Regions from separate parts of the Homo sapiens genome. Here region 2 is linked to region 1. Evidence: read pairs that join two places in POLR2A ChIA-PET (ENCODE). Cell type or tissue: GM12878. All regions are shown on one strand.

Evidence for each region. Peaks named below come from ENCODE experiments on the same cell type or tissue, not always from the same donor. Only the 100,000 strongest peaks of a DNase experiment are listed, where the experiment ranks them.
Region 2: POLR2A ChIA-PET joins it to region 1 with 8 read pairs; 2 of 35 experiments call an interaction of 5 or more read pairs at or near these places.

What each region holds. Positions count from the first base shown.
Region 1 is chrX:42,319,005-42,321,504 of GRCh38, forward strand. No RefSeq gene overlaps it. Among named protein-coding and RNA genes, the nearest start is that of CASK, 400 kb to the left of the region's middle. In GM12878, no CTCF peak of the experiment used is centred here; a DNase peak (open chromatin) is centred at 1,007.
Region 2 is chrX:42,409,960-42,412,459 of GRCh38, forward strand. No RefSeq gene overlaps it. Among named protein-coding and RNA genes, the nearest start is that of PPP1R2C, 370 kb to the right of the region's middle. In GM12878, no CTCF peak of the experiment used is centred here; no DNase peak of the experiment used is centred here.

The DNA of each region.
Region 1 (2,500 bases):
AATTACAGTGGATGTGACCCTTTTGATTTTTTCTTTGAGATATGAAATAGCCTTTGTTTGCTCAAACACATACTGACCATCTTGTGGAGTAAAGTTTGGTTCATTAGAGAAGTGAAAAATGCCATATCAGTCATGTTAGTTGATGTTCTTCCCATGACCAGTTTGTATTCTGATTGAACTACCTCACCCACAGCCTGTGACCCTACATCCACAGGATGAGCCTATCTTTCCTTTGGTTGAAACTAATTGACTAGGATTGGATACTTTGATCGTGATTCTATAAAGCAGGGCTATACAGATAAGATTTAATTATTGGCCCCAACTTTTTACCCTTCTGTTTGTTAGTCTGTTTGTGTTGCTATAAAGGAATACGTGAGGCTAGATCATTTATAAAGAAAGGATGTTTATTTGGCTTATGGTTCTGCAGACTGTACAGGAAGTGTGGCACCAGTATCTGCTTCTGACGGGGACTTCAGGAAGCTTCCAGTCATGGGAGCATCTGCTTCTGGTGAGGGCTTCATGAAGCTTCAGGGTAGGGGAATAGCTATCACATGGTGAGAGTGGAGAAAAAAGAAAGAGAAAGGAGATGCCTGGCTCTTTTTAATAATCAGATCTCTTGGAAACTAATGGAGTGAGAACTCACTCATTACTGTGAGAACAAGACCAAGCCATTTATGATGGATCCACCCCTGACCAAAATACCTCCCACCAGACTCCACCTCCAACATTGGAGATCAAGTTTCAACAGAGATTTGGAGGGAACAAATATCCAAATTATATCACCTTCCCTTGCACCCATATTCTTATGGTCTCATTATGGGCAGAAAGTACTTTCTCACTCAGGACTTTGGACTTGCTGCATGACTTGTGCTGGCTAATGGCACGCAGGTGGAAGTGCCAGCCATTCTGAGCCTATGCTTTAAGAGGCTTTCTGTGTTCCTTCTCATCCACTTGTGCCTCTGTCATCTCACGATAAAAACTTCTCTTGAATAGCTTCTGCCCCTGTAGCCTGAGTCTTAGAATAAACTCATGTGGAGCAGAGCTGCCAAGCTAAGTCAATTAAGTTTAGCTGACACCAGCTGACTCACAGATCCATCAGAATCAATGGTTCATATCTTGCCCTTGATGTTTGCAACTAACTTGATGGAAGAGCAGTAGATGTTGTCCTCTTGACCTGAAACCTAAGGTAGACTTTGTGGCTTGGACTGCCATTTTGGGCTACAGATGAGTATGTAGAGGAGGTCAGTTTTCAGAGAAAGACAGGAAGTGAAATATACAAGTGACAGAGACAATCATCTTGGCTTCTAGCTGTTCTCTAGATTTAGCTTCCACAAGGCAGGGAGCTATAAGGGTAGGTAGTGGTCTTTGGACTGGGTGACATTCTCAATCTATGAGAGGACTGGCTATTGTTGGACTGTCTTGCAAAAACTGGGATACCATGTGGTTTCTTGAAATTAGGCAGAATTACTAGCAGTAAGACTGAGGAACAATGTTAAAGTATGGTTTCTGCAAGGTTGTCTTGAAGCTGAGTCACCTTAAAACAAGGATAGTTTAGATTTTTCTCTTGGAGAGCAAGATCAGTCCAAAAGTCTAGGAAGTGGCTGCACCTACAGGGGATCAAGTTTCCAGAGATGAATAAAGGAGATGCAAGAGGCAGCTGTTATTTTGTCTGTACAGTTTTCTTTCTTGGGTTTACTTAAAAATGTTCCTGTGAGAAATATACTGCCTTGCCTAACTTCTCTTTTCAGCTTAAATTATACCATCCCCAGCCACACTCAGAAGCGGTCAGTCTTAATACCATGTCACTCTGCCTTTCCTCTCTCCTCATCACAAAGTAAATTGAACCAAGGGAGTACTTCTGCCTGACCCAAAGGAAACCAGTCCATGTGGCTTCTGTGGGGCTCAACCTGGTTACAGGGGTGTAAAGATTTGGCAAACAGACTAGCTCATCTGCTTGGCTACAGTGATTGGTTCAGTCTTAATTTAGGGCCCCAGCCAGGACAATCATAGTCCTCTCTAGGGTTTTTCTTCCAGAAGGTTGAGGAGAGACTATTATTTTTACTCTGATGGTTGAGCTGGCAGCATTTAAGGGAAGAGCTGATAGTGGCTATTTTGATGCTATCAGATGAGAACCTAAGGATTAATTCTGGCAGATGCAAGAAGTATGGTGAAGAAGCAGGAAGGTGGGAGGGAAGAAGGGAGAGACAGAGGAAAGAGAATGAGAGGGCACTGAAAATAGTGCCTGAACTCCTGGTATGCAGCCCTGCTAAAGCTAACTCTATCCCCTGGTTTTGACAGGTGCTAGTCCAATAAATGCCCGCTTCTCTTTTTCTTAAACTGGTTTGAGTTAGGTTTCTATCACCTCTAACAGACAGTCTTGAAGAATCCAGAAGGACCACTGGGGTAGAGAGGAGGCAGCCCATTGTGGGGACTAGGTCTTCTTTATTGGCACAGAGCTCAGCTCCTTAAAATACAAGAGAGAAAGCCTGCATAGATTCCT
Region 2 (2,500 bases), 91 kb after region 1:
ATGTGGTTTTTGTCTTTAGTTCTGTTTATGTGATGAATCACATTTATTGATTTGCATATGTTGAACCAAACTTGCTTCCCAGAGATAAGGCCTACTTGATCATGGTGGATACGTTTTGTGATGTGCTGATGGATTTGGTTTGCCAGTACTTTGTTGAGGATATTTGCATCAATGTTTATCAAGGATATTGGCCTGAAGTTTTCTTTTTTTATTGTATCTCTGCCAGATTTTGCTATCAGGATAATGCTGGCCTCATAGAATGAGTTAGGAAGGAGTCCTTCCTTTCCAATATTTTGGAATAGTTTCAGTAGGAATGGTACACACTCCTCTGTGTACCTCTGGTAGATTCCTCTGTGAATCTGTCTGGTTCTGAGCTTTTTTTAGTTGGTAGGCTATTCATTACCGTCTCAATTTCAGAACTTGTTATTGGTCTATTCAGGGATTCAGTTTCTTCCTGGTTCAGTCTTGGGAGGGTGTATGTGTCCAGGAATTTATCCATTTCTTCTAGAGTTTCTAGTTTATGTGCATAGAGGTGTTTATAGTATTCTCTGATGGTTGTTTGTATTTCTGTAAGGTCAGTGATGATATCCCCCTTATTTCTGATTGTGTTTATTTGAATCTCCTCTCTTTACTTCTTTGTTAGTATAGCTAATGGTCTATCTATTTTATTAATTTTTTCAAAAAAAAACAGCTCCTGGATTTGTTGGTTTTTTGAAGTTTTTTTTTTTTTTTGGTTTCTCCTCTCTTTCAGTTTGGTTCTCATGTTGGTTATTTCCTGTCTTCTGCTAGCTTTGGGGTTTGTTTGCTCATGGTTCTCTAGTTCTTTTAGTTGTAATGTTAGGTTGTTAACTTGAACTCTTTCTAGCTTTTTGATGTGGGCATTTAGTGCTATAAATTTCCATTTTAACACTGCTTTAGCTGCATTGCAGAGATTCTGGTACATGGTGTCTTTGTTCTCATTAATTTCAAAGAAATTCTTGATTTCTGCCTTAATTTTATCATTTACTCAAGAGTCATTCAGGAGCAGGTTGTTCAATTTCTATATAGTTGTGTGTTTCTGAGTGAATTTCTTAGTCTTGAGTTCTAATTTGATTGCACTGTGGTCTGAGAGACTGTTTGTTAGGATTTCAGTTATTTTGCATTTGCTGAGGAGTGTCTTGTTTCCAATTATGTGATCAATTTTAGAGTGAGTGCCATGCGGCAATAAGAAGAATGTATATTCTGTTGGTTTTTGGTGGAGAGTTCTGTAGATATTTATCAGGTCCACTTGATCCAGAGGTGAGTTCGGGTCCTGAATATTTTTGTTAATTTTCTGTCTTGATTATCTGTCTGATATTGTCAGTGGGGTGTTAATGTCTTCTACTATTATTGTGTGTGAGAGTAAGTCTCTTTGAAGGTCTCTAAGAACTTGCTTTATGAATCTGGGTGCTCCTGTATTAGGTACATATATATTTAGGATAGTTCACTCTTCTTGTCAAATTGAACCCTTTACCATTATGTAATGCCCTTCTTTGCCTTTTAAAATATTTGTTGGTTTATTAATGTCTGTTTTGTCAGAAACTAGGATTGCAGCCCTTGCTTTTCTCTGTTTTCCATTGCTTGGTAATTTTTTCTCCATCTGTTTATTTTGAGCCTATGTGTGTCTTTGCATGTGAGATGGGTCTCTTGAAGACAGCATACTGATGTGTCTTGGTTATTTATCCAGCTTGCTATTCTGTGTTTTTTAATTGGGGCATTTAGCCCATTTATATTTAAGGTTAGTATTGTTATGTGTGGATTTGATCCTGTCATCATGATGCTAGCTGGTTATTTTGCAGACTTGTTTATGTGGTTGCTTCATAGTGTCACTGGTCTGTGCACTTCAGTGAGTTTTTGTAGTGGCTTATAATGGTTTTACCTTTCCATATTTAGTGCTTCCTTCAGGAGCACTTGCAAGGCAGCTCTGGTGGTTAAAAGTTCCCTCAGCATTTGCTTATCTGAAACGGAACTTATTCATCCTTTGCTTATGAAGCTTAGTTTGGCCAGATATGAAATTCTGGGTTGGGAATTCTTTTCTTTAGGAATGTTAAATATTGGCCCCTCAGTCTCTTCTGGCTCATAGGGTTTCCCTGAGAGGTCTGCTGTTAGTCTGATGGGCTTCCATTTGTAGGTAACCTGGCCCTTCTCTCTGGCTTCCCTTAACATTTTTTTTCATTTCGACCTTGGAGAATCTGATGATTATCTGTCTTGGAGATGATATTCTTGTGGAATATCTTACTGGGGTTCTCTATATTTCCTGAATTTGAATGTTGACCTGTCTTGCTAGGTTGGGGAAATTCTCCTGGATGATATACTGAAGTATGTTTTCCAACTTGGTTCTATTCTCTCTGTCTCTTTCAGGTACCCCAATTAGTCATAGATTAATTCTCTTGATATAATCCCACATTTCTCAGAGGTTTTGTTCATTCCTTTTCATTTTTTTTTAAATTATACTTTAAGTTCTGGGATACATGTGCAGAAT